Regions from separate parts of the Homo sapiens genome. Here all the other regions are linked to region 1. Evidence: chromatin loops called from intact Hi-C (ENCODE). Cell type or tissue: IMR-90. All regions are shown on one strand. Links, peaks and the distances in the headings refer to the core of each region. The heading gives the core; the rest is flanking DNA.

Evidence for each region. Peaks named below come from ENCODE experiments on the same cell type or tissue, not always from the same donor. Only the 100,000 strongest peaks of a DNase experiment are listed, where the experiment ranks them.
Region 2: a loop joins it to region 1, with 28 times the contacts of the local background. A loop is called at or near these places in 9 of 110 quality-filtered maps.
Region 3: a loop joins it to region 1, with 4 times the contacts of the local background. A loop is called at or near these places in 2 of 110 quality-filtered maps.
Region 4: a loop joins it to region 1, with 7 times the contacts of the local background. A loop is called at or near these places in 38 of 110 quality-filtered maps.

Annotation. Positions count from the first base shown.
Region 1 is chr5:164,009,577-164,017,223 of GRCh38, forward strand. No RefSeq gene overlaps it. Among named protein-coding and RNA genes, the nearest start is that of LINC03000, 280 kb to the right of the region's middle. In IMR-90, for the core only: a CTCF peak has its summit at 3,690 (motif pointing right); a DNase peak (open chromatin) is centred at 3,705; H3K27ac peaks cover 181 bases.
Region 2 is chr5:165,454,842-165,462,488 of GRCh38, forward strand. No RefSeq gene overlaps it. Among named protein-coding and RNA genes, the nearest start is that of LINC01938, 220 kb to the left of the region's middle. In IMR-90, for the core only: a CTCF peak has its summit at 3,235 (motif pointing left); no DNase peak of the experiment used is centred there.
Region 3 is chr5:165,625,707-165,633,353 of GRCh38, forward strand. No RefSeq gene overlaps it. Among named protein-coding and RNA genes, the nearest start is that of LINC01938, 390 kb to the left of the region's middle. In IMR-90, for the core only: a CTCF peak has its summit at 4,711 (motif pointing right); a DNase peak (open chromatin) is centred at 4,735.
Region 4 is chr5:165,206,510-165,214,156 of GRCh38, forward strand. No RefSeq gene overlaps it. Among named protein-coding and RNA genes, the nearest start is that of LINC01938, 33 kb to the right of the region's middle. In IMR-90, for the core only: a CTCF peak has its summit at 2,820 (motif pointing left); no DNase peak of the experiment used is centred there.

The DNA of each region.
Region 1 (7,647 bases), core at 2,137-4,636:
TCATAAGAAAAAAAAACCTGTTATGACGAAAGTAGCAATATCATAGCCTTAATTTCTCATCAAAACTTACAAAAATATCTATTGTTAAGCAACTAAAAGTTCACGATGCTTATGATCTGTGTAAGGAAATTCTCAGTAATTTACCATTAATTCAGATGTCCATTTTTAGGTTGGGAAAGTGTCAGTAAAACATGAGGTTGTGTGGAATCTTAAGCAGAGCAGAGGACCGGAAGTAATCCCCTTTATGTTTGTTCGTTTCAGCCTCAAATAACCCTCAGTCTCTCAACACTGCCCCTAGGATCTCATTTTACAAAGCATGGTTTCGAAGAAAACAATTTGAAGATTTTTTTAGACGCTAGAAAATAAAGTTTTATTTCTGAACGCATCTGTGGTTTGTAACACTGGTGATCCAAACTTCTTCCTAAGCAATTTTTTGCATCTGTTAACTGACCTGAATGTCTGTTATGAGGATTAATTTAGGAAAACCCATTTCAAATTATTGTTCTAGAGCAGGGGTCAGCAAACATTTTCTGTAAAGGGCCAGACAGTAGATAATTTGGACTTTGAGGACCCCTTGGGGATCCTCTCTGTCACAATTAGTCAACCTAGCCATTATAATGCAAAAGGAGCCATAGACAATATGGTGGAAACATAGATATGTGGCTGGTGGATGTTTTTCCATCGTCTTTAGTTTGCTGACCCTTTCTAGAGCAGTGATTCTCAGTTGATGTTTGTGTGTGGCGAAGAAGGCACTTTGAGAATTTCATTGAGAAAAAAGGTCAAAAGACTTTACCACTATATTACAATCTAGGCAACTCACAAAATTACACTTGTACCCCATAAGTTTATACAAATGAAAAATAAATAAATCAAACAATAAAAACACTGAGAAAATTGAATTTAAAAAATAAATAGAATCTCTACTGGAAATTTTCATCATTTTTCCTTTTGAGAGTTATCTCCTTTTATTTTTTGGACCCAAATAATACTTTGGCGGGGTCTGTAGTTCAATAAAAATTGCACAAATAATATATGAAGGCCAGTAACTATTTTTACTATTACTACATCATTATATTATATATTAAGATATATAATATATAATAATATTCAACAGAAATATAATTTGAGGCACATATGTAAGTTCGAATTTTTCTAGCAGCTGCATTAAAAAGTTTTTTAAGGTAAATTTTTATATTGTATTTAGCACAATATATCAGAAATATTACCTTTTTACCACATAGTCAATATTAAAAATTATTAATGAGATTTTTACACTCTATGTTTTGTAGCAAACCTTTGAAAGCTGGTGTGCATATTATACTTACAGTATATTTCAACTTGGACTAGTCACATTTCTCATGCTTAGTAGCCACATGTGGCTGGTGACTACCATATTAAATGGCATAGGAAAAAATCAAATAATATGTTGCTTATGCTCAGTGGATTGCATTCTGAGGACAAGTGAAGTAGGACATAGGACAGCTATCTCTTGCCCTCTAGAACACTGAACTTGGCAGCAGCCTCAGAAGCTTCGTAACACACATTTGGGGCAGTTGCCGCCAATCAAGAGAGCTGGCATGTAAGCTGAAACCTCTCTGCCAGTCAATTTAGGGAGTATAACATGAATTCTGCCACATAATTGATCATTTGAAATCTCAGGACTCATTTCGAACAGTTATTTTCTTTTATTTGCCAAACACAGGTCAAAAAGTCCAAAGCCAGGAGAGACCAGAGAGATAGAAATGAGAGAATCCAGATGGGTTGAGCACAGTAGAAAATGATGGGACCATTGGTGGCAAATGGCAAATATAGGACCCTCTTCCAAGTAAACACATTCCAAAGTTAAGCACTGTCATCTAACAAGACATATCTGCAAGACCACCACTGGCTGTACGGACCTATTAGTTTATAGTCTCTGGCCACTTACATTAAGCCTAAGGATGTGTCAGTATTCCAAAATAATTATCATTATTGGATTGCAAATCTTCCTTTCTCCTTTCATCTCCTGTTACTCCAGTTCCATTGCTGACTTGAGACATTCCCTCTGAATATTCTGTCTTCTCTCACCATACACCATGCTCATTAATCCTCATAATGATATTATGGGTTTGTGCTATTGGTGTTCCATTTAACAGGCTGGGGAATTGAAGCTCATAGATGTTAAGTAATTTACACAAATTCACATGGATCATTTCTGGCTGTACTAGGATTCATTCACAGGTCCGCTGATCTAAAATTTTGCCCATGTACGCTTCACATCTTCTTGCCTCTCATTGAACTACTTCATACAATCTCATCACTGTAAGAATAAATTACAATTATTTAAAAAATACTAAAATAACCCATGAAACTTCTTATAATTGAACTTCCTACCTACTGACTCAATGAAGAAACCTGAAGTTAATTGAATATTCTTCTCAGATTCACTAGCACTGTATTTTTGGCTTTTGCATAAAATATTTGCTGTGTGCCTCTGTTCAGCCTGCTAGTTTCTCTTTAAAGGCCAGAGTCTTTTTTCAATCAATCATATTTATCAGCAAAACACAGTTCATCTCACCAAAATAACCAGAGGACAAAGGTTGAGTTAAAAAGTTCTGGGCAAAAGCCCTTTGACCATAAATTAACAGCAGATTGGAAATTTGATTTTTTTCAAAAGTCATTAATCATAGCAATCCCTAGTAAACAGTAATAAATATTTGTGTGTAACTTCTTTATACATTAAAAATTATCAGATCAACCTAGCACCAACTCATTCTGTTTGCTGGAATTTTTTTAAAGAATATCAACGTGTTTTTTTTTTTTAAATATATTCTGTGAACATTTTGATTGATTGGAAGTTAAAAGGAAGAGCAGGCTTTTTGCTTTCCTTGGGCTTAAGTCCTGTGAGGATGTCTCCAGAACTTCAAATAAGTCCCTCCAAGGGAGAGAAAAACCCAGCACTTAGCAACATGCAGCCTTAGTGCCTGGGGACTCCCTGTCACCTCACGTTGGAAAAGTGGCTGATGAACTATGCAGATCACGAAGATTGGGTAATAAAATCCCACCACCATCAGACCAGGAAAATCTATTACTCACCTCTTCTATTAATAGAGTTAGAACTTCGATTTCACAGTGCAAAAAGCTCAGATTTATTTTGCTTACTTGAATCTCAAAGCTTGAGTGGTCTCCGATTTGGGAAATGTAAATTCTGCTTCCCTTTAAACTAAATAATACTTCTATTTATAACACTTGTCATAGCCTCTACACTCTTTTTTTGCATATAAAATGCTGCAATATATATACCTACTCTAATGTTTCTAGTAGGGGACGTTTAGCACAGTGATTTATTAGAAAATAGGAAAGAAAGAACCACGCTCACCTCTGGGGCAAGGAGGTGGGTGGGGAAACTTGCCCATTCTACCCCTTTATATATAAGAAGTGAAAAATCTGTCCTGTTCATTTGTAAATTCACTTGGAACCTTTCTTCTTGTTGAGCTGTTTGATAACAGAAACGTGCTGAGATTTTTGTTTCAAGACAATTCCCATTTCTCAGAACTCCCCCTACTTTTTCTGTAACTATCATTCAGGAAAACGGGAATAGCAGCTTAAACAGTTAATAGTCAATTCCAGCTCCCATTTTTATGAGTGAAAGACAGTTTCTCTCTTAAGATGGTAACAGTTAAATGCAAAACTAATCTAACCAGCCATTGGGTGGCACTGTTGCTCCACTGAATTCTTGGTTAAAGAGCATTTCTCTTATACTAAAAAAGGGAGGCGAAGCGAAACCCTGATTGTGCCTTAAGGAAAGTAGCATTGTTTAAATGGGAAAACTGACTTTCCCCTGTTTCTTTGATTCTTTCTATCTAGTAAACATTCTTTGACCCAGAAATGACAACTACTTGTCATTGTCCGTATTCGAATGGAAATATTAATTGTTTGATGGGTGCTACCTGGAGTCTTGTGTTGAGAAGGATTCTGAGGCCGCATCCAAGACAATGGAGAGAATGTTATGGATTGATTAGCAATATTGGCTGTGGGTATGGAATATTGGAGTGGTGACATGCTTGTCATTCTTGCTTGAGAGTACATTTTGAACTCCTTGTGCTGATGGCCTTGGTATAAATTCTGCACTTTCACTGGGGCTAGAATGGAGAATATGTGGTTAGAACAGAAAGAAAAATGTTAGAGTAAGTTAAGCGATATGTTAGACTCAGGATATTAAAGCATATTGTTCATCCCTGATAATGTGAACATGACCTGAATTATAAGTGCCCTCTTTTCTTACCTACTTGATCTAAGCCAGAGTTTTAAGATTATGAGAAAATGATGTCATTACCACAAGAAGGATAATCATTTTGGATTGGCTGTCCACAGAAGGTGAAGGTCAAAACAAATTGTTTTCATCACAACATCAGAAACCTGGAAGCCCAACTATATATTCAGCACAGAGTTAATGATGCCATGCTTATTTGATTTCAAATCTATTATGGTTTTTAAATTTACCATGAAAGAGCTATGACTGCCATGTATGTATGATTTTGCGAGTATATTAAGCTTTCTCCAGCTCTCTAAAAACCTTACAATATTCCTTGACACTGGGGCGTTTATTGAACGTGCTATGCAAAAGAGTTTTCTGTGATAATAAAAGCCTTCCATATTTGTGCTGCCCAATAAGATAATCACTAGCCATTTGTGGTTACTGAGCACTTCAAATGTGGCCAGTGTGATTGAGGAACTGGATTTTACGTTTTTATGTAATTTAAATTTATTTACATTTAAATGTAAATAGCCAAATGTGTCCACTAGCTTCTTTATTGAACAGTAAAGTTCTAGCCACTTCAGAAATTATGAACTCTGGGATTTGGAGGCTGCACAGTCTATCAAACCACATGACCTTCACACAGGCACAATTATATCCAATAGAATAGTTAAGGCTTATTGAGCATTCACTATGTGTACTGCATTGTTCTTAACATTTTACTTATTTAATCTTCCCAACAACTTATGTAGAAATACCCTTGTCCCCATTTTACAGATGAGAAAATTTATAACAAAGTGATATCTGCTAAAATGTAGATAGATGCCCAACTGGGATACATTGGTCCTGTGTGCTGGCTGAGGTTTGGTTTCTCTTTCAACTAATACTGTCTAAATGTGTATTCATTGTTTGTTTAGGAAGGAATTTGAGCTCATGGATGGAAAGGCAGAGAAAGATGGCCCTGGCCGTCTCAGGTCCTCTCTGCAAAACAAGAATCCTCTTTAGAAGGTAGTGTCATGGCCATTTTGTTCCTGGGAGATGCCTCTTGAGAGTCTCATCTTCCTCCGTCTTCTCTAAATAGCTTACCCAAGTGTTCCCTCAACGAAACAGACTTCCGTCTTTGGAGGTTTTCCAGCAAATACAATTTTCTCCAACTTACTACATTTACAGTGTTGTTCTAACATCTTTTACAGATAACGCCCTGGGTAACCGCCTGTACCTGGCTCTGAGGGGGCACACAGTTAAGGTTTTGTGGTGGCCAGAGGACAGCAAAGTTTTACAATGGCAGAAAATCAGTGAAGGTCTGCTGAAGATAGAATAATGTTACTCCCAACACCTACCCCGGAACACATGAATATATTACCTTACATGGCAAAAGAAACTTTTCAGATGTGACAAACGGGTCCTGAGGTGGGAAGAATACCGTGGATTATTGGGGTAGGTCTCACATAATCACGAAACACCTTATAAAAGGCAGACATAAAATCAGAGAGGAGAAAGCAATGTGATAATAGTGGGGAGAGAGAGGGAGAGAGAAAGGAGAAGATGCTATAATGCTATACTGCTGGCTTTTAACAGGGAAGGAGCCAAGAGACAAGGATTGTATATGGTTTCAAGAAGATGGAGAAGGCAAGGAAACAGATTCTCCCCAAGAAACTGCAGAAGGAATGCAGCCCTGCCAGACCCATTTTTGAACTTCTTACCTCCAGAGTTGTAAGATAATAAGCTAGTATTAACGTAATTTGTTGCAGCAGCAATAAGAAGTCAATACACATTCTTCGAAAGAGAGACTTTTGAGCCAATTCACAGGATTGAAGAGCATTGTGAGATAAAGTCTTAGTCCACTGGGGCTCCTGTAACAAAATGCCTTAGACTGGATAATTTGTAAACAACAGAAATTTATTCCTCACCATTCTGGAGGATGCAAAGTTCAAGAACAAGGTGCTAGCTGATTTAGTGTCAGAAGACTTGCTCTCTGCATCTAAGATGGTGCCTTCTTCTTGTATTCACATGTGTCAGAAGGTGACAGCGGGCTCTCCAAAGCCTCTTTTATAAAGGCACTAATCCATTCATGGAGCCCTCATGATCTAATTATCTCCCAAAGGCCCCACCTCTTATTATTATTGTGTTGGGGGTTTAGGTTTCAACATACAAATTTTGGGGACACACACACACATTCAGACCATGGCAGGTAGAGAAGGGAAGGGCATTCCAGCAAATTCAAAAGCATGAAGCTTCAGAAAAATCATTCAGTGCATGGGAGAGGTGTGTATCTCTGGTTGCCTGCAGTTTAGGTGACTTTCAGGGAATTAAGAAGCAGAGCTTTAGTGTCACTGCCAGAAGCACGCTGTGTGGTATAGGAAAAAGGAGGCGTCTAGTTTCACTGTTAATCACTAGTATTATAAGAGCAATACCGGGGCCAGTCTTTCCTCCTCTATAGCACAGATATACCTCAGGAGCCTCCCATGGTCTAGCTCCTTGTATTTCCTTTCCCTTACAGATCAAGAGAAAACCCCTAACTATTTGCTATAAGAAAGGATGAAGGATTCAGAGCAAAGGTCACCATTAAAAATAAGAAAGTAACTTGAAAGAGATAAAGCTACTTCTGTTACCTTAGAATTGTTAGCCGCCATTATGAAGTGAATGAGAAGAGAGAAAATTATCAATTTCATATTGGAGAAAGGCTCATAAAGGAATTCTTTTTGACCTTTATCATGTATCTTATGCTTTTATCACATATATATATATATATATGATAGCAGGATGGAGAAAAATAAAATTGGTAAAAGATTTCTTCTTAAGGAAAAGCCTTCTTTCTCCTTTTGAAAACTTTTGTGATAAGCTAGCTGTCTTGGGGGAGAAGCTAAAGTTCTGCAAGGCTGGATGCATGAGCCCCAAGCATCAATAACACAGACACTGATTTGTTCAGAATCCCTAGAGATTCGTTGGTAGACAGGGCAGGGGCTAGGCTGAGGTGAGGGAAGAACTTGCTTAGGTTACAACACGTAACAAACATCAAAAACCCAGTCATCAAGATAAATGATATTTAAATACAATATCTTAAATAAGTTTAAATTAATGTAAAAAAATACAGTTCCATTATGGAGCTTGAAGCAAATGAAAAATCAGTAACACTGAACCGATCTCTAAAGTTTTGATATTTTCATTATTATGGATTTTATATTAATTTTTATTTTAAAAATGTTGAATTCACCCATTTATCTCGATTTTTCAGTTTTTTGGCACTTTTTATCTTAGATTCTAGGTGTTCAATAGCCAGCTGCACAATAAAAAGGCCGAGAGATTCAAGAGTGAGAATTTATCACCTAAAAGTTTGCAGGTTTTCTAAACTTTATACATCAACTGAGGCGAGTAGTTACTAATTCTGCTAGCACCATTTGATGAGGAGA
Region 2 (7,647 bases), core at 2,007-4,506, 1.4 Mb after region 1:
GCCATCATTGTGTCACTCTACTCCAGACCGGGTGACAGAGAGAGACCTTGTATTAAAAAAAAATTAAAAATAAACACAAATTAAAGTTTTATTCTATTGATAGAATTTACTATATTTCCTTTTCATATAGATAATAAGAATGGTGAACATCTTTGTACTTGCCTAGAGTATAAGTATTTCTCTATAAGAAATCTAGAAGCAGAATTGCTGAGTAAAGAGAATGTGCTTTCAAACTTTTGATAGATACTTAAAAATTGGGTTTCAAGTATACGTGAGAGTTGATTTCTTTATGCCTGAGTCAACATTAGGTATTTTCACTCATTCAGATATTCCATTGTTTTAATTTGCATTTTTCCAATCATTTATACTTGTTAGCCATTTGAATTATTTCTCCTTTGATAAATTTGATGTTCATTTTTTAATATTTTTATGAGATCAATTGTCTTTATTCTATTGAATCCTAGTTCCTCATATATTCTGGATATGCATATATATATATAAGAGAGACAGGGATTATGTATGTTTATGAGACAGGTAAAGGGAAATGTTGCAAATATTTTATTTTATACGCTTACTTTCATTAAGGTTGATGGCACCTTGCTCAGTGGAAGGCTGGTAAATTTACAGTAATAATATTATTTGTCAGATATTGAATGTTACAAAGATAATAGATACTGAACTATGTTCTTACATCTATCTATATTTTTAATTAAACTCTTTCAGATAGGAATTTATATTTACACTTTACAATCATGAAAACTGAGGCTTGGTGGAATGATATGATTTACCTAAAGTCAAATATTAGAAAGTAAAAGAGTCAGAATTTCAATCAGGGTGTGCTGGCTCTCCTCATTCCACTATGCAACTGATATCTACGTAGCTCATGATGTTATCTATATCTTACAGCTACATATATGTTATACATAGCTATTGTTATAGCTGTATTATCTACACCTATATCTATGAATTCATTATGTCTTAATAATTTAGGTTTCTCCTAAATTAGTTTTTACCTGTTTGGTGTTACGTTAAATTATGTGTCTTTGAAAATTTTAAGTTAGTGTAGAAAATGCTGTATTTCACTACAATTAAAGTGTACTATTGTAGTACCAACCAGTTTCCATTAGAAAGTAGACTGTTTAAGTTGCAGTTATGCTTAAGGCAAAACAAGTAGGTAGGTGTGGCTTTGTTTCATCTTTCTATACTTCCCATTGTGAACAGTACTTCTCTTAAGCTCACACTATTCCTCCAGCCTAAAACCTCCCTACTTTCCCTCAGAATTCATATGAATCCCTCCAACCTCCTCCCCCTTATACCACACCATGATAGAGTAGGCTCTCACATACACCTGCTTTCGAGGGCCTAACATTACAATCCTAGACTTGTATAACTTTAGAAACCTGCCAGAAAATGAATGTAAAAGCCAGAGAACTATCAGGCTTGGCTGTTTAGGGTAACTCGATATTGTGAGCCTTTCAAAAGAGGCCAGTGGTAAAGAGTGGCAATGGTGGGCTTCAGAGTTGTTCAGGCCATGATTTCATTTATTTTTATTTTTTTAACTTTGATTTTAGGTTCGGGGTACACATGCAGGTTTGTTACATAGGTAAATTGCATGTCAGGGGGGTTTGGTGTACAAATTATTTTGTCACTCTGGTAATAAGCATAGTACCCAATAGGTAGTTTTTCAGTCCCCTCCCACCCTTCACCCTCAGGTAGGCCCCAGTGTCTGTTGTTCCTTTCTTTGGGTCCATGTGTTCTCACTGTTTAGCTTCCAAATATAAGGGAGAACATGTGGTATTTGGTTTTCTGTAATAACCAGTTAGCAACATGATGACAGGATCAAAACCACACAGGCCATGATTTTGGACACATAACCATATAACCTCTCTTCTCCTGTCCTCTCATCTGTAAAAATAAAGATTGTCATAATTAATTTTAGTATTTAAGGAAATAGTTTGATATTGCAGGGATAGAGAAGACTACAGTCAACATTGATGATGATGATTATTATATAGATAGTTTGAAAAAAGTTACAGAAATCTTGACTGTCTTTTTTCCTCCCAACCCATGTCTTCCCTCCTTGAACTTGGTTCCATATAACCATTTTCTTGGCCTCAGCTTACACATCTTTTCATCAAGAAGTTCTACGCAGGCCTTTCACGCTGTCTCTCAATTCCTGGATGCACTGTACATTTCATTTCATTGAACATGCTACATTAAAATTATTTATTTACTATCCGAATCCTTCTCTAGACTTTAAGTTCCATGAGGGCAGGGACTTTGGCAGTTTTTGTTATTGTTGTTGCTTTCTTGCTATATCCCTCATCATGCAAGCACACTATGCAAATTTTGTTAAATTTAAAAACGAATACAGGCATAAATAGATGTGCTGAGGCATAAATGGATGTATGTCTGAATGAGTGGACAGTGAATGAATAAATGGTTACACGATTGGAAACATGAGTGAATGGATAGGCAATCAACTTAGCACAGAGACTTAGAAATGATTGCAATGTCAGTTACAATGATATGAAGTGGAGAATATATTTTTGGATTGGCCTTTGAAATCCTTTAAACCATACCAAATGGCATTCTTTCATATGATTCTGACCCTGACTGCTTCAGTGAGAGAAAATTCAACCAAGTTGGCAATATAGTGAATTTTACTTGGCATGTGGCAAACAGAGTCTAGGGAATAAATAATATGTCACACTAGGCCTGCATTTTCCTCTCAATACCTTAGGAAAACACTTTTATAAACACAGTTCTACCTCTACCTGCTACTTTCACTTAGCATAAAGGTTAAAATATGAGATGTTTCACTTCATATATTGCACATTTCATTATTCTACATTATAAACTCAGTGAATTCTTTGGAGGTGATTTATTATGCAATTTAATTTGATATTGAAAATCCTCCCAAAAACAATCTACAAACTTGCAAAGAATTTTAAGTAATACATCTTGTTTAATGTGTGTGCTGATTTACCCAGACCATTGAAATAAAGTTTGTTTCATTTACCCAGACCATTGAAATAAAGGCATTTGATTGTTAGAAAAACTGTAAATAGTCCACAGTGTTTGGTATATTTCCGGATATTAAAACTTATTAAAACTATTGTTCAGCATGACTTGACACCACTGAGATTTGACAATGGGCCATATCTACATCAGAATAGCTCTGTGGATACAAGAGCAAAGGGAAATGTTATCCACCACAGCTGTTGTGCTGACCCCTACTGGCTAAGTTTAAGAAGAGTGAAAGAACAACTTTTTTCCTAAAGTGGACCTTTCCTGGATTAATTACTCACATCCAATCTTCATTACGTTTCATCTGTCATTCATCAGTAATAATTCCCTGTACAACACGGTTGAATGCATGTGAGCTTGTCAGCCTCATTTTGTATAATTAATGATGATTGGACATACGAATTTTAACAATTTTGAGACGTGTCTACTGACTGAGAATAATTTTTCTAACCTGCTCTGTTTCTATTGAAACAATGTCTTATGTTTCTCTCAAGAGAAGCTTCAAAATTATGTATATATCCAGCAGGCACATGTAAGTATATGTGTCTGAGAGTCATATGTCCTGCAGATATAAAGCACTAAACCTGAAAATACACAAAAAGAAAAACCCTTTCTCAACCAAAGTACAACAGGACAGATTTTATATTATTTATTTTTAAAAGTAAGCCATGTTCAAATTAAATGTCAAGCATAATTTTGTATTTGAAATTTGAAATTTGTGATTATCCTTAGAGAAAAATCATAGAACACATGTCTTCTTGCCAAATTTGTATTTGCATAATAGTGAACTATGAGGTTATAGATCACTTTGTGGCAGAGTGCCAACCCATAAACTGCTTGGTAAAGCTACTAAAAACTTCAATCTGAAATGAATTTATTTCAGTTAGGAGTTTGAATCCTCTATAGAAAATAAAATGCACTGGAGTCTCTTAGTTCTTAAAAAAGAAAAGACGGAGAGAAAATACGAAATTCTGTGTATTTCCACATTTCTTCCTTTAACTGCTACAGACATAAATGCAAAATGAATGTTGACATATTTGTTTAGCATCCCTGAACAGATTAAACTGCTTTAGAAGTTCTTCTGTAATCAGGCTTGAAAAATAGAAACTAACATTCACATCCTTGGATAGATTAAATTGTTTCCAAAGTTTCTCATTAATCAGACACGAAAAATTGTTTGTAAACGTAGAAGTAGGTCCTTTGAAAAGTACTCAAAATTTTTCTTGCGACAAAATTTTTGCAATTTCACTATATAATGCTATTTTTGTCGTATACGTATTAGAAATATGTATACCTGTATCACTTGTCTGTGTCCTTTATTGGCGAGTTGCTAAATAGCAAAAGATTTTGATCCATTGTGGAGTACAGTGTGTGTATAAAAAGAACACTGGGTCTGAATTGTGAAGCTGACTGCCAATTACTTATGATGTGTCTTTGGGCAAAGAAAATAGAAAGAAAATATAATTTTTTTAAAGTTTGGACTTCTTTCCAAGTGAATTCCAAGTACTTGAGTGTTCTTCTTCATAATAAGTCTGTAAGTTTAACAGTGCAGCACACATTTTAGGAATGAGGAAACTAAATCCTGGAGATATTAATGGACTTGTGTGATTCAGTATAGCTAGTAAGTAGTGCAGTTAACATTATATATTAGAACTATCTCACACCAAACTTCCTGTCCCTCTTAGGCTATGATGTCTTTCTTATCCTGCTTTTCTCCTTTGTTAAAAGAAGGAATTGGGCTATATTATCATTATTTTTATATTTTCTATAGCTCTCGTGTACATGGGTCTGTGTTTGGGGATTTTTGTTTGTTTGTTTGGGTTTTTTTTTTTTCTTTTCTTTGACAAGGTCTTGCTCTGTTGCCTAGGCTGGAGTGCAGTGGCGCAATCATGGCTCACTACAGCCTGGAACTCCTGGGCTCAAGTGATCTTTTGCCTCAGTATTCTGAATAGCTGGGACTGCATGCTCATGCCATCATACCTGGCTAGTTTTTTCTTTTTCATTTTTCTTATGTAGAAACAGTCTCACTATGTTGACAAGGCTGGCTTTGAACTCCTGGCCTCAAGCAATCCTGCCATCTTGGCCTCCCAAAATGCTGGAATTACAGGCATGAGCCACCACGCTGAGCCTATGATTCGATTCAGTCTCCCGTTTCCAAATAAAGGCATATTACCTGAGTATTATATAATACACAGAATTCATTGTGTCACTTTCACTTCATCTTCCATTCAAATTCTCTAAATTCTTGCTGAGCAGGCTCTGACAGATGGGATAAGGAATGATTCCTCTATTGTAGAAACTGATAGTATTCCAGTAGTGTGAGCTCTTGACTTTATTTCCATCACTCAGCCAATGAATATCAATGATTCTTGAACTTTGCTATATACCATGGCAGGCAATAAAGACATATGCACCACCAGATTTTTATTTGACTTGATAAACTTACGCTGTACATTTCAAGATATTTTACAGTGACCACCAGTAGTTCCCTTAAAAGTCCTGTCATTCACGTATTATTCTTTCTAAAATGGTATGACATTGAGTTGTTTCAATTGCCAAATAGTAATTAGGAAAGAATATAGTCTCTCACTTTCAGGGAATTTTTTAAATGAAAAATGCATGTAAATAATTTTAATTTCTATTTGCTTTTCCTCACATGCCAAAAATTATTAGATTTATCTTAGGCATTTAGAAAGGCTTATAGTGTGCGTTTCAATATGAATTTAATATGGCATAAGCAAAACTCTGAGCTTTATTTCAAAAAGAGAAATGTATTAAAGAGCAGCTGGAATAGTCAAATAAGAGGTGAAACTATTAAGTCAAATGTCTCATGACAGAAACAATGCCAAAAATATTAATATGGACAGATTTTAATTTTAACTATGATGGAGCAATTGGAATGTCTTACCTGCATAAACACTGTAAACCTGGACAAAATCTATGCAGACAGTATACTCAGATATGGAATAATAGGCAGCTTATGAAGGAGATCCTTAAGAAGTGTGAAATGCACAAGACGTATTCAACTTTCATGGCTGCTTTTTAGGTGGAGAAAGTTTCCAAATAAACAGAAACCAAGGATCCCATCGACTAGAGAAAATAGAAATCAAAATTTGGGGCCATTGAGGGTGTTAGAATCTGTAGGACAGTATAGTGGAGACAAGAAATCCATTCAGAGAAAAAATCTTAAAAATTGGCATAAGGTTACACTTAAGTCTTTAGCCAGTGACTCATGTGCACGTGAAACACTACAAGACAGGACGGAGAACAGCTACTGAAGGTCTGTGAACTGAAAATAATAAACAAATAAATAAATATGCATTGCTGGAAGACATTGGTTTTCAGACTATCGAGACTGGAAAAAAGCCTTTCTAAACTCACCAAGGATTCAGTCTATTCTATAGGAAGGTCAAACCTCACCAGTAAGTCTAGTTTAAACTCAGTCTAAAAAGGCTTAAAGTCACTCTTCAACAGGATAAATCTGTACAACTCAGTAACTGTTAAAGAAATAAAACATAATTTATACTCTGAAAATATAGTATCCACAAGATTGAGACTATCACTATAATAACTATACTGCACTCCCCCAAAAGAAAAGATGAACCATCATTATGAGAAAAAGTAGTCAGTGGAAATAGTCTCAGACATCCTGTGTATGTTAGAATGACCTGCCAAGAACTTTAAAACAGCTATTATTAAAATGTTCAATGTTATAATGAAAAAGTATACAAAATAAATGACCAATGGAGAAGCTCAACAGATAAATGAAAAATACAAAACAGTACCAAATAACCATTCAACAACCAAGAATTAAAATATCTAAAATGAAAATTTTTCTGTGCAGCGCCAGTCAAGATTAGATAGTGCACAAGAAATAATTCAGTAAGCTTAAAGACAGATCAGAAGACATGAAATATACATAAGAACAGAAAGGAAAAATACTAGAAAATAGATGTATGCATCTGTGAATTATAGGAAAAACAATTATGCTATCTACTGTGTATGTAATTGAAGAAGCAGAAAGAAAATAGGGATCTTCCAAATCTGGTAAAATATACAATACAGTCCCAAAAAGCATATTGTATACTATGAAAAAAAGAGAATAAATAAGACCTACTATTTGATAGCACAGTAGTGTAACTATAGTCAATAATAACCTAATTGTATATTTTAAATAAGTTAAAGAATGTAACTGGATTGTTTGGAACTCAAAGAATAAATGCCTGGGGGGAGGGCTCTCCCATTCCCTATGATGTGCTTATTTCACATTGCATGCCTACATCAAAACATCTCATGCACCCCATAGATATATACACCTACTATGTACCCACAGAAATTTTAAAAAATAATAAATGTTTTTTTTTAAAAAGGAAATCTAACTCTGGTCAAATTTTCAAAAATCAAAGACAATGAGGAAATATTAAAAGCAGACAGAGAATAAAAGGAAGATTTTATATATAGGAGAAAAATTAAAATACTAATATTTGACTTCTTATTAGATACATCATAAATCAGAAGGCAATGGAATGACCATTTTAAAGGATCAAAGAGAAAAAAGCCACATAGAAATCTCAACCTATGGGCCATAGCCTTTAAAAATACAGTAAAACAAAGACT
Region 3 (7,647 bases), core at 3,482-5,981, 1.6 Mb after region 1:
TAGGCCAGCATTTCACAAAGTGTAGTCTCTGAACTAGTTGCATCATCTTGACACATGTTAGAAGTATAAATTCTTGGCTGGGCATGGTGACTCACGCCTGTAATCGCAACACTTTGGGAGGCCAAGGTGGGTGGATCATTTAAGGTCAGGAGTTCGAGACCAGCCTGGCCAACATGGTGAAACCCCATCTCTATAAAAATACAAAAATTAGCTGGGCAGTAGTGACACACGCCTGTAATCCCAGCTACTCAGGAGGCTGAGGCAGGAGAATCCCTTGAGCCTGGAAGGTAGAGATTGTGGTTGGCCGAGATGGGGCCACTGCACTCCAGTCTGGGTGAGAGAGTGAGACTCTGTCTTAAAAAAAAAAAAAAAAAAAAAAAAAAAAAAAAAAAAACCAGAAAAATTCTTAGTCCCCTCCACTCTGAAGGTAGGGCTCAGCCATCTGTTTAAACATGCCCTCCAGTGTTTCTAGTGCACACTAAAGTTTAAGAAACATTGTTCTAGTCTGAGGGGGTCATATAGCTATGAAAAGCTCTAAAATGCAAATAGAATTTTAACTATGAATCACTCTTGTCTAGTGTATTCATGAGAGTTTTTAGCTAGATCTAATAGCAACAATCATAATAGTTTATCTTGTGCTAGACACTATGCTCAGTGCCTGACAAGGTACCATTCTCACAATAAGTTTATAACATAGGTCCTTTTGTTATTTCTGCTTTACAGATTAATCTCTCTGGGCTTTAAGAGAATAAAGCCCTGAGTTTGTGAGAAAAGAAGCTGGTATATAAACCCCAGAAGTAAATCAGAGCAGGCATTTTAATAGACTCTAGCTGGTCAATTTATTTCTCTTACTAAAACTTAATCCAACCTAAATCTTTTACTTTTTTTCCTTCCAAAATTTCTACACACGGTGGCTGAGCTCTTTCCACTGGAAAGAAGAAAGGCCCAATTCTGCAATCTTTGTTCCCTTTGCCTTTCTGACTGGGCTACATTCCTATCCCCCACAATTTGCAAATTCTATGCATTTGATGACTGCGTCCTCCTACTGCTGTTGTTACTATATATAAGTCCTCCTTCTTGGGACATCCAGGGTCAGCCTCTCTGGTTGCGTTTTGTCAAAATTATCTGCCCCGATTCTTGAACTCACAGGTCACCATGAGCACGTAATGAGAGGGGCTGACAGCGCATCCCCTGAAAGCCTATCCTTGAGGATGGTTAAGCCTATTCTGGGGTGCTCTTAGGAGGACAGAAGGTACTTCAACTCTTAGCAATTAAAATGGATCCTCTCCACTTTGGGAGGCCGAGGCTGGCGGATCACGAGGTCAGGAGATCGAGAACATCCTGGCTAACATGGTGAAACCCTGTCTCTACTAAAAATACAAAAAATTAGCTGAGCGTGGTGGCGGGCGCCTGTAGTCCCAGCTACTTGGGAGGCTGAGGCAGGAGAATGGCGTGAACCTGGAAGGCAGAGCTTGCAGTGAGCCGAGATCGCGCCACTGCACTCCAGCCTGGGCGACAGAGCGAGACTCCGTCTCAAAAAAAAAAAAAAAAAAAAAAAAAAAAAAAAAAGGATCCTCTCTGCTCTAATTCCACCTCCTTTATTTTTAAATCCCATCTAGGTGTTTTGCTACAACTATGTTCCAATGGTGTGGGCTTCCTGCATTCACTCTCTTGGAACAAGAAAGGTGGGCTGTATTCGTTTGTTATTGCTACTGTTAACAAATTGCCACACCCTCAGTGGCTGAAAACAACAGAAATGTACTATCTTATAGACTGCAAGTCAGAAATCTGATACAGGTATCAGTGGGCTAAAATCAAGATGTTGGCAGAGCGGCATTTCTTTCTGGAAAGTCTAGGAGAAAATGTTTTTTTGCCCTTCCCAGCTTCTATGGCTACTCACCATTCCTTCGCTCACTGCTCTTTTCTGTCTTCAAACCCAGCACTTTCTTAAATCATATCTATCTGACAATAATTTTTCTGCCTCTTTTTTCCCTTATGATTACATTGGGCCCATCAGATAACCCCAAATAATCTAATTTTAGGGTGAGCTGATTAGCAAACCTAATTCCATCTGCGACCTTAATCCCTCCTTGTCGTGTAACATAACACAGTCACAGGTTCTGGAGATGACAATGCGAGCATTCTTTTGGGGAGCCAGTATTCTGCCTACCACACTGACCAAATCACGACTTCAAATTGCATCCCTTTACTGCCCACAATGTTTGGTTTATGAAAGCAGCAACTATGTAAGCATGGAATTCCAGGCCAAGGGATCTCCCTTATCGATCTCTTAAACAACCTACTTCCGCAGTAAACATGGCTGGTATGTTTACAAACCTCCCAGATACCCTTTGATTTTTTTTTCCCTACCAATCTATGTAATGCTTCTGGTTCCAAAACTTCTATCCTGTGAGATGTCCTTGACACCTCCACTCAACGCAAATTACTCCAGATTTCTCTGTCTTTAACATTCTTTCTTGGTATCTAGAATTTATTACACATTTCTTTCTGCCCAACAGCAACTATTTCATAGATTTCTTAATTTTCTCTGTGATACGGGCATTTTGCTACTTTGTTATGTATTTTTTCTTTTTCCCTTAGTAATGTGCATTTTTTTTTTTTTTTTTTTTTTTTTTTTTGAGACGGAGTCTCGCTCTGTCGCCCAGGCCGGACTGCGGACTGCAGTGGCGCAATCTCGGCTCACTGCAAGCTCCGCTTCCCGGGTTCACGCCATTCTCCTGCCTCAGCCTCCCGAGTAGCTGGGACTACAGGTGCCCGCCACAGCGCCCGGCTAATTTTTTGTATTTTTAGTAGAGACGGGGTTTCACCTTGTTAGCCAGGATGGTCTCGATCTCCTGACCTCATGATCCACCCGCCTCGGCCTCCCAAAGTGCTGGGATTACAGGCGTGAGCCACCGCGCCCGGCCAGTAATGTGCATTTTTAGCTTCTTTTAGTCTCTAATGTCTAATGCAAAGTTTTGTTCATTTTTGCCTACGTATTTTTCTCACACTCATGTCACATACAAATATTTGCTTTAAAAAAAGAAGTTCATCAGAGTACTTTATAATTAGTTGAATAATCCATAATCCTTGGTCAATTACCTCTGTTCTCATTATTTTACCATCCTTTCTAAGAGAAGCCTTTGATAGAAGTCTTTCTTGATAAAAAAAATTCAGCTCCTCAATCTAGCATCTACAAATAGCCAGGATTCTTCAAGAGCTTGCAATACTGTTTGTAACACTATGCTAAGAACTCGACATGTCTTATTAGGACCAGAAAATTCTAAATTATATACTCTTCTTTCTCTTCTCAACTTGTAGTCAGTTTGACTTTGAGTTGCAAAGAGTTCAGGTAACTTACTTGTGTTCACATAGCAAATTAGGGCCAAAACTGGCTTGATCTGAGCTCCTGATCACAAACTCCAAAGTCGTTAGCAATAAGGTATAGGTCTTGGCTCTCTGAGGTTCTCACTTCATTTGCTCAACCACCAGCCTGAGGAACCATGCAAATCACATCTATTAAAACACAAACTGTCTTTCCAATTCAATTCAATAAGTATTTATTGAATGTATGCCGCATTCCAGGTGTCATTTACCTGTGATTCTGCAATGTTTATGCCAACTCAGCCTTAGAGCATTATACACTTTCTTCAGAAGAGAATGTGATCTGAGATCAAATATAGAAGTCATTAATGTCAAGGACATTCTTAAAATTGCTATCGATGCAAAAGCTTTCAAAACATACTGTATAGATGTTGATAAGAAGATAAAAAAGATAAACTTGATTTGAATAAAGGAAAATCAGCAGCAGTTGTTTTGTCAGTTCTTCTCAGAAAGCAGTTGTACTTAACATGGAGCAATATGTCCCAGAGATGTTTGCATAGAGTGGAAATTAATACCATAAAAGCTACTGGGATCCTTGGTAATGGAAAGCTAAGATGTAAGAAAGGGGTATAGAGGAGAAGCGGGGAAGGAATCAATGTGAACAGTTATCTTGAGAGATGGTTAATTTTTTGTCTATGTGTGTCACACATAGACACACATATAGCACTTATGTTCTGGGGCTTATATTTTTTAGAGACAGTGTTACTTCTGCTTTCAAGGGATGGTGTAATATTAACTCAATCCTTTGGCTTCTGGTCATGTCTCTTTAGAAAGACAACAAAAGACAGACAGTGAATATAAACTAACAAGGGATCCTCTGAAGCACTGAGCCCAGAGCTCGTGTTATGAACCTGAGAGGGCAGAGGGGGTTAACTAACTATGGCTGAAGACTGGAGCCCACCGTTCAGCATCTGCCTTTCTACTGTACTGGGGCCGTAAGAAATCTTGGGGGCCAGTCAGACACCCGAGGCTGAGTAAATTTTGCCTGTGTGCACTTTTAGAAAAATTCCAAGAGTTAGTTTTCATTTGTGAGTTCTATTAATTCCATCCTCTGACTCGTCCTTCTTCATACCTAACAGCATCCTCCAGAAGCTATAAAAATCTCTAGAGGTCCTTGAAGTAATGAGAAAGCTGATGTTTTCTCCCCCTCTCTAATAATTATACTTTGATTTCTCCACAACAGCCTTTAGTTTACAGCCAGTTGTCAGTACAACTTTTTGCAGCTTTAACCTCTCTGTGATGTGTTCTGCCCTCTCGCCTGCAGATTCGTCCTCAGCGGGCAGCATCCCCTTTGCAATTTCCCCTCTCTGTGAATTTGTCCACTAGGTGGAGCTGTAACAACTTCGCTCACAGATCACAGCGAGAGACAGATTAAATTCACTGACCACTGCTCAGTACTCTGGGGAAGCATACTGCTATAGCCCAGAATTGCAAATCAAGTGCGGAGTCAGAAAACAGGACAACAAATCCCATAACAGGAACACAATTGGAGATAACAAATTCCATGGGACAAATGCACGCTGATTCCACGAGTGAGTCCTGTGTTAGGCCTTCTAAGAATTGCTGGCCTAATTCCTGTTAGGTTTATGGTGAGTCAAAAGTCACCCTGCACCCAGGGTCAGGAAGTGGGGGCTCTGCGCCCAACTCTGCCACTCACCAGCTGTGGACTCTGATCTTTCTGAGACTCCATGCTCATATCTGTAAAATGAGGGAGTTAAAGGAAATTATTTTGAAGGTCACTTCCAGCTGTAACTCTGGATTTTACTATAAAATGGTAATCAAATTGTAACCTTTTTTTTTTTTTTTTTTTTACAGAAACAAGAGGGTGTGAGTGTAAGTGCCTTTGCCTTAAATCTTGCTTCTGAGTTAAAAAATTCATCTATGTCTATCCATACCTACATTGATAAACAGGCGTGAAGGTGAATGTTTTTCTCCACTTTTAATTAACATTTTTAAAAAAGGATCAAGTAAGGGATTCCTACTGTAAATGTGAGATGTTGATTTTGAAAGTTAAAGACAAAAGAGTGGCCTTCCATGAGGAAATTCACTCACCAACTTCTCTCCTTCAAATAAGCTTTCCGAGCAAATTTAATTCATTGAGTTGAATGTTGGCTGGGTGTAGTGGCTCATGCCTGTAATCCCAGTGCTTTAAGAGGCCGAAGCAGAAGGATTGTTTGAGGCCAGGAGTTCAAGATAAGCCTAGGCAACATAGCAAGACCCCACCTCCACACACAAAAAAAAATTAAAAATAATAATAAGCCAGGTGTGGTGCATGCCTGTAGTCCTAGCTACTCAGGAGGCTCAAGTGGGAGGATTGCTTGAGCCCAGGAGTTCCAGGCTGCAATAAGCTATGATTGCACAACTGCATTCCAGCCTGGCTGACAGAGCAAGACCCTGTCTTTTAAAAAAAGAAAAGAAAAAGGAAGAAAGAAAAGAAAAGAGAAGAAAAGAAAAAGAAAAAAGTCTACACCTTTATTCATACAGGACTTTGCATGTCAACATTCTTTTTTATTGTGATGAATTAACACCACTGGATTGCAGATATGGCATAGTTTCCTTCTCATTGAGAAATGTGAATATCCCCTATTTACAGTTCATTTAGGACTTATGTTTCATGCTTGTGCCTCAGTTTTACATCCTGAAACAAATTCCTTTATTTTTAAAGCATCCAGCCTACTTTGGAGAAAATTTCTCTGTAACCAGAATGAATACATCTTTTGTCAGCAGAGATCAAAAATTGACACTTGCCTTCCTCTCCTGTCTAAAATCTTTTGTTCCTCTCCCCAGCCCATGGCACTGAAAACTGATCATTTTAATCTGCTCTTTGTAAAACATTAATTGGATATACAGAAGCACAGAAAACGTAATAGGTATTATTTTATGATGGAAAGGGCATCAGAGATCATTCAGTTAAACCTTTTTATTACACCAATGAGGAACTGAAGACCCAGAGGTTAAGTGGCTTACCCAGAGTTATTCAGTGAATAAGTGAAAAATAAAGATTCTTCTAGAAGGAATCTCAGATGAACAAAAGGCAAGCTAAATCTATTGTTTATTTTCCCTACCTATGTAATCTTAATAGTCTGACACGAGGATAACTTTGTGTCTCTAAATTGGGATCACCTATTCTGAGGCTGGCAAGTAGAATCAATGCAGACCAATGTCTAAGGTGTGTCTGGTTGTCTGATAAATGTACTAGGGCATTGTCTTCCAAAATGTATTCTGTGGCAACTAATCCAAAGCAAAGGCCCACCAAAAGGGCTCTCCGTCAAGTACATTTAAAAAGACTCTCTCCTTGACCAAACTTTAGTTAGGGTTCTCTGAGCTCTCTTCTCGAGTATGCCTGGACCTTGGTTCCACTCCTGTCTTCTGTCCACCCAGTTCTGTTGTAGCAAGAATCCTGCTAAGTTGGTTTAGCAAGAATTCCAAGCCAGGGCAACATAGTAAGACTCTGTCTCTACAAAAAATAATAATAATAAATTAAATTAGCTGGGCTTGGTGGAATGTGCTTATGGTCTCAGCTACTTAGGAGGTTGAGGTGGGAGGATTGCTTGAGCCCGGGAAGTTGAGGCTGCAATGACGCATGATAGCACCAGTGGACTCCAGCCTGGGTGTTAGAGTGAGACCCTGTCTCATAAAAGGAAAAAAAAGCAAGAAAGAATTCTCTACCTTTGTTATCTGATTACCCTGGCCCTGGCCTGATTTCAGCAATAATCTTGCTAAGACCCTTGATGTCTCATCTTCGTGCTTTTTCGTTCACTGACCCTCTCACTCTGCTTGTTGGCTATAAATCCTAAGATACCTCTCCTATATCAGAAGCTGAACTCAATCTCAATCCCCTGTCACAATGCCCCCATTGCAATACTCTAGAATCTTGAATAACCCTTCCTTATCATTTTAACAGATGCCAGACTAATTTTTTCTTTAACAAAGTACAATGAAATACTACATATTGTACTTTACAGAGAATCCATTACACATATACCACATTGATGTCTCTAAGAAGTTTGACAATAGAGAAAACTGTTTCACACAATTTAAACCACCACTGCCAAATCGTCTGCATTTTTGAAGGATTATATATTAACCTGCATGTGACTGAGTTCTCATATAATTCATTTTGTAATCAAAACCAGCTCCATTTCTCGTGTCACTATCATCAGCTTCTCATTTTTCTAAGTCTGCATACCCCAGTGGAGAACACAGAAAGGAAGATGGAGGCAGGATGGCCAGGATTTCTCTCTGCTTGTGAGAAAGCATGAT
Region 4 (7,647 bases), core at 1,801-4,300, 1.2 Mb after region 1:
CAACATTTGTCAGAGGTTGTTCCCAGTGCTAAGCCCAGTATATCTTGAAAATAAATGTATAATGTCACTCTCTGGTTCAGCTTCAGAATTTTTAAATGGCTCTTATTGTGATAAGAATAAATCAGAATGGAAACTGCAGGTGCAAGGAAGTCATTGAAAGTACCTGGGAAAGAGAAGTGTGTGGGGCAAAGAGGAAGCAAAAACTTTGCCAGGAAATTAAGTTATTTCTTTCCTCAATGTTTCTTTTCCTGGAGTGCATGTAAAGCAATATATCCTGCTCCAGCTCGTGTGATTATGTGAATGGAGACGGAGAACAAAGAGGGGTAAAGAATGGTGGTAAAGATAATAGAAAACTGAAACATCCTAGAATTCTGCCACTCAACTTTTGTTTGGCCTTGTTAGGTGGCTTATTCGAAATGCAGAATCTCAGGCCAAAATTCAATCCTACCAGATCAGAATGTGTATGTTAATAGAGCTCTAGGTGATTTGGATGCACTCTCAGGCTTAGAAATTACTGTTTAAATAACGTCAATTTGCATCTCTGAGATAGGGTGTGGGGTTCTATATTCCTACACATCATTTGGCAAATTGGGGTTCTTTGCTGCTCAACCTTCTCCAACATACAGATTTACAAAACGGACCTAAAGCTTATTTTTAAGTGTGTGTATGCTTGAGCACTTCATTGGTCTTAAGTCTGTTTAATGAGATTCAAAATTGCAATAAAAGAGCAAACCAATGACAATGAATGAATGTGAAATGTAAAAATGACTGCACGAAAGGAAAATTGATAATAATGACAAATGAAGAGGGAAAACATAACTCAGAGCTCACGTGCAATAGAAAGAAAATCCCACGTGAAAGGTTGAGAAAAAGAATATCCTGCTAACGTTAGGCGTAAGTCAGAAGCTCAGAGACTTCCTTTCAAGTTATCTGTCTATGGATGTTCTTACAACTTTCCCCTTTTTCCTTCAAAAACAAATTGACTATATTCCAGTTACCTGCTACTACATAACAAAACACACTAAAATTTAGCAGCTTAAAATAACAACTTATTATCTCTCATGGTTCTGTAAATTGGGTGAGATCATTTGGGTGGTTCTAGCTTGGGTTTTGTTTTTTCAGTCAAATGGAGTTTGGGTTGAGTATATTTCACTGGTCCCTATGTCTAAGGTAGTTCATCGGGTGACTGGCAATTGGTGCTGGTTGTCTTTTTTTTGTGTGTGTGAGATGGAGTCTCACTCTGTCACCCAGGCTGAAGTGCAGTGGCATGATCTCTGCTCACTGCAACCCCTGCCTCCCAGGTTCAAGCGATTCTCCTGCCTCAGCCTCCCGAGTAGCTGGGAATACCGGCATTTACCACCATGCCCAGCTATTTTTTTTGTATTTTTAGTAGACACAGAGTTTCGCCATGTTGGCCAGGCTGGTCTCGAACTCCTGACCTCAGGTGATCCTCCTGCCTCAGCCTCCCAAAGTGCTGGGATTATAGGCATGAGCCACCATGCCTGGCCTGGTGCTGGTTGTCTTCTGGTTGTGTGTTGATTGGAATGACTACAGATGTTTTCTCCATGTCCTTAGCTTCTCATTGCAGAGAAGGAGGAAGAAGGAGAGAAAAGGGAAGGGAAGAGACAGCTGGGGAGGGGTCAGGGGGAAGGAGAATGAATTGGAGGGAGAGAGCAGAGAGAGGACAGAGGAAGAGAGAAAGAGATACTTATAAAGAACACTAGAGAAACTTGAGCAGAATTTCCACAGGTAGAACAGAATATATAATCACTACAAATTAGATGCTGTTTTTCACCCCTCCCTAAATATAGATTTCATTTGCATCATCATCTCGTCTGCTAAATGTCATTTTTAAAATGTGAATTTTTAAATGTCAGCTAACAAGGAAGTTTGATACTCAGTCGCTGCTGTTATTCGAACTCCACCAGTCTATTATTAAGGACTTTTTAGCAGCTGATTGCTGATATTTCCAATTAAGACTTGGTTTGTGTAAGTCAATTTAATGTGACATATTTTTTTTTTAAATGTGGTTTACAATTTGCGGGATAGTTTGGTTGCAGTATATCCCTTTCTTGGCCAAAATGCATTAAGCAGATTTGCACAAAGAAATATAATTGCAGTATAATTGCTGAAACTTCCACTGAGACACAAATTATATGCTCTTAAAGATGACTGCTCAGGGGTTTTATAGAAAAAATTCTGCTTTGAATGGAAAGAGATACGAAAAACCTAAACAAACTAGAAAACTTCTAAAGTCTCTGTAACTCAGTGATCTTATCATTCTAGTGTCCATTTGACATCTAACTTGAGTAAGTCATAGTGGACTTTCTTCTCAACTCAAGCCCCTTAGATGCTTTCTAAAAGACGCTCAGCTGATTGCTCTTTCCATTGTCACTATCAAATTATCTATTCTGTGAACAATCTGATTCTCTAATTAATGTCGTAGCACATGTGCATTAATCTGTCTGGTCCTCCAGTTCTCTAATGAGAGACAAACTCACTACAAGATCTTCCTTAAGAAATAACAAACTGACTGACTCAGCATGACACCCTCACCTAATTAATAAAATGGTGACAATTTTAAAATCCCTGTGCTGTGATTTTTCCTTAACAAAAACTGTTTTGCAGATGTGCAAAGGGACACAAGAAAGAATGTAAATTTAGCAGTTCATAACCTTTGACTAAACAAACCAGAGATTAGATGGAATCAATACTGCCAGAAAGAATTTCCCCCAGTCTGGTAAATCTGGAAATGCAAGAAAATAAATCTATCAGAAAAAAAAAATGGTCTGTTTATAGCGACATCTAGTGGTGTTTGTTTTCCTGCTTGCCCATTCCTAAATGAATTCCCCAGGAAGATAGCAAATACAAAAAACTTACTATTTTGTTATTTTTATCAATACAAACACATAACCTATGTAACATGTTATTGGAGTAACAGGAATAAATATTTCAGAAAACCACATGAATTAGCATGAACTGATGATTTGCAGAAGCTATTTTTGAAAAGTGTTGTGGGTGAATGGATTATGACTCTCATGATGACCACAAGAATAGTAATGCCTGTCCTCATACAGAAATAGGTGTATTTCTTGGTGTTGAAACACATGACCATAGATTTTTTTTTTCAGATGAAGCAGGAGATTCATGGTAGAAATAACTTTGTGAAAAATGAATAATCTCATGGCAGATTTATCTTAAACTAAGATAACTAAAATGACTACATTCTCAAAAGGCTATCTTAAAGAATACTGACAACCTCTGTTATCTGATAGTTTACCCTGGAAGAGTTTGTATCACTATGCTAAAAATGTGTGTGTGTGTGTGTGTGTGTGTGTGTGTGTGTGCAGGGAAGTGAGGGGTGGGGTGAGCACAACATGATTATAAAATTTGTCCTGACACTTAGAGTAGACTTTTTGATTAAACACATTTTCTAAAATGGTGGTGATTATAAAAGAATACAATTTTGAAATAAAATCAATGACAGGACTTTAAAAAAGCAAGCAACAGTTTTTAAAAGTCATAGGTTTGTTACAATCCAGGGGATTGTAAAACTGTTAGGTAATATTCTCTCTGGCTATTTCAGAAGAGAATAAATTTTGACAAGGAGCACTTTTTTTTTTCCAGAGGAAGGTTTTTGCCTTTCACCTGTTCTGACACTCAAAGTTCTTCTAGGAGAGGCCACAGAGAAATCTATTCTCTGCGTTGCTCTTATATCTTCTGGATCACTTTAGGACAGATCCCATTCATTATGGACAGATGCCTTCACTGAATTTATGCAACTAATATTTATGGCCACTCATGCTCCGATAGCAATGAATGAGTCTGAACCAGTACGAGATATTAATTATTGCAAACCGTATCTTCACTTTTCTACTGAAAAGAAGTCTTACCTTGTATCACTTGATTTCTGTCTCCAGCACAGCCCCTAGGACTGTCTTTCTGCAGGTGACATCAGTATTATAGGACATTAACGTCTCAGAGGGTCCTTGAAGTGTATGTCTGTCCACTTGTAACCCTGCACTTCAAGGCACATAGAAACTGCTTTGACCTTTTAGGCCATCTCTTCTCTTTAGAGAAGATGAGTTCTTTAGAGAAGGATGAGTCCCTTCCAGCCTGACACAGTAAGCATTACTTTAAAAGCTCGTCATTCTACTTTATTCTCCCGAGTGATAACCATTTTGCCTGCAAGTGTCATAGGTGAATATTTTGAAGACCAAATGTGACTATAATACTGCCAAGTTCTACTCTGAGCATTTTGGAAAATACTTTCTCCCTCAAATACATAATAAAGTTAAATAACTTGACTTTTTCAGGCAGTCAAATTTATCATTGAGGCATAAATTAGTTATACAGTGGCATGATTTCAATACCACTTCTTGCCCACAGAAGGGAATTACAGTAAACAGATTCATAGAATTTCTCACCTAAAAATTTGTCTAGGTGTTCCAGGGCATAGCCACAGGCAGATTTCAGAAGTCTTTTAAATATACGAATTGAAAATGGTTCATATATGTACCTAAGGATAGGAGGAAAAAATTTACTTTTAACATCTATCCATAGGCTTGAATTTTACTGACTGTCAAAATCGTCCTAAAGGAACAACATTAAAGTTCAGTAAAAAATATTCAGTGATACAATATGTCAAACACTTGGTGTGTATCTGCAACCTTAAGACTAAGTGTAGTACCCTTCCATCACCTTTGGTTTTACTCTGTGCTGAAAAATATAGCCCCTGCCTGGCAAAGTGTCATCTTTTCCAGTCTGGAAAAAAACATATCAGTGAGATTTTGTTAGTTTGACAGTGGTCAGAGTTTCTGCAGCATTTTGCAAAAAGTATGTTGATGTAGCATGCAGTCAATAGTGCTTAGAAGTATGTTCGTGTATGTATTGAAATTTATCAATAGTTTTAAATAAGTAATGAGATATTTATCTTAACTATCATGCCACCTAAAGTATCAAATAATCCTACATTAATGATTATAATAAATATCACAAATGTCTTGTATTTCTTTACTCAAAGAATCATCAGTCACGTGTAAATCTCCTATCTCTCCTCTTCTAGCTGTCTTATCCTGCTTTTGTTTATTTCTCTCTTTTTTCTTTTAGCAGGCCTGTTTAGTATCCATCTGCTTTTATTTCATTTAGCTGGATGCCTCAAGATGTATAAGTGCAATCTAAATTTCAGTCAGTCTATATTCATCTTTCTAGGGATGACCCAGCTTTCAAGTTCAGAGTGAGTCCTGTCTTCTCCAAGAAGGATTCACTGATTATTCCATTCTGGTGGTTTTCAACTCAGCTTACATATTCGACTCACCAGGGTAGCTTTAAATGTGTGTGTGTGTGTGTGTGTGTGTGTGTGTGTTTTATATGTATAACATTTAATTATATATAATTAGCATTTTTAAATATGTATTGAATATTCTATGCATATATGTATACATATATATACACATATATTTGTGTGTGTATATTTATAAAATTAACCCCCCACCCAGATACTCTGATTTAATTGTTCTAGGGTAAAACTTTGATAAACCTATTTTTAGAAGGTCCATGGTAATTCTGATTGTATAGCCATGGTTGAGCTTCCTGCCATCTTGTTTTTGCCATACGAGTAATACTCGCTTTTTTTTTTTTTTTTTTGAGGCCAGAGAGGGGAATGGGTGATACATGCCATTGATACACAATCTAAAAGATAGAAAATATATACATAGTCAAAAATAAACCTCCTTCTTTACACTGGCCACTCAGCTACCTTCCCCAGAGGCAAATCCTGCTTGCAGCATTTGGTATTTCCTCTCAGAGACAATGTACTCACAAACAAATATGAATATTTATCAGAAACTCCTCCTCCTGCTCCCCTTCCCCAACCATACAAAAGATAAAATACTCTAGAAATTCATATGACTGTTACTTTTTAAAATATTTTATAATATCTTTTTATATTAGAACACAATTTTGTGTCCCTATTTTTAACAGTGACACACTATACCACTCTAGAACATAATCCATGTTATTGATTGCTTTTGCAATATTTCAGTGTACACATTTGCCTATTCAACAGTAGCATGTGTGTGATAATATCTGTAGAATAAATTCTTGGAGTGAAAGGGCTAGATCCAAAATTTTGTGCATCTCACTTTGCTACTAAACACCAGGTCACCCTCCAGAGAGACTGGATAACTTGACACTCCCACAAGCAATATGCAAGTGCCTTTATTGTCTCTTTTCAACACAGTATATCAGCAACATTTTACTAACTACCAATTTGATAGGTGAAAAAAAGAGTATTTCATTCTGGTGCTAAATGTCCATCTCTTCTCAGCAATGAGATTGAACAGTTTTTTCTCATGCTTTAAACCCATTTGTATTTCATCTTTTACATACTGTTTGTTCATATCCTTTACACATTTTCTTATTAGTTTGTTAAATTTTAACCTCTGAATTTCAAAGTTTATTGAGTCTTATGTGGCGGGTTTTTGCCCTCACATAGAACCTTCTTTATTCTTCTGAGAGTAAATGGTTACATTTGTTTTTAATTGCTTGGATTTCAGACATCGTAGAAAGTATACCTGTACTCTAAAATTATTTAAACATCATAAATGCATCCTATATTTTTATAGTTTCACTTTTACATCTAAGTATTTGACCAATCCAAAATTTACCCTAGATTTACAATTTGTGTTTAATAGCATTGCTTTTTTGTTTTTTTAATATTTTAATTATTTATATAATACTTCCTCCTGAATTGGATTTTAGTTTACATGTAAAGATTAACATAATAGATGAAATAAGTTTAAAATAAATGAGAACCATGAAAACATAAGGCAGACATAGGTGATTTTAGTATACAAATTACATGTGATAAAGAAAAAGATTCCATCTAAAATTGGACCACAAATTTGGCCATAAACTTGCAGACAGTGTGAGAAGGACGTGTAATATAACCAGATATTCAATTCATAGCACCATCAAAATTAACACCCCAGCACACATGTGCACATACACACACATACCTCCTACACTTTATCAATGAAAACACAGGTGTGTTTTTGATAAACAGACTAAGATTAAATGGTAATTCTTAGTTATTATGAAACACAATTGACATCAAATTTTATTTGTCATCACCGTCAGATGAGGGAGCTTGTCTGTCTTATTCACACCTATATTCCTAGTACATGACTGAAACATTAAGTATGTCTTGGATTTATGAATGAATAAAGGTTTATGTTAGCTTTTGACACTAAGTAGCTTAACAGGCTAGGGATACATGATTATACATCTTTTTAAAACACATAACCTATAAAAATTCTAACATGAATAGCCTTAAGATAATGCAGTAGCTGAATAGAGGTTTTCCAGAAAGTGACAGCCTACTATTACTATAAGCTAATTGCTAATTGTACGTTATAAAATGTCTTCATCTCACTGGATCTTTAGTGAACAGAAGCAGAAAATACTTGATTGGGTTAGTATTGTATTGCTATGTAAGGGAAAATATTATTCCATGTAATTTTTCATGTGGTCATGTCCCACTATCTTAGCCTGGTTGAATTCAAAACACCTATTGTATTCTCTGTTATTTAGACCTTAACTGTTTGTAAATGTAATGCCTTTTCTCACAAACTAATTATAACCAGT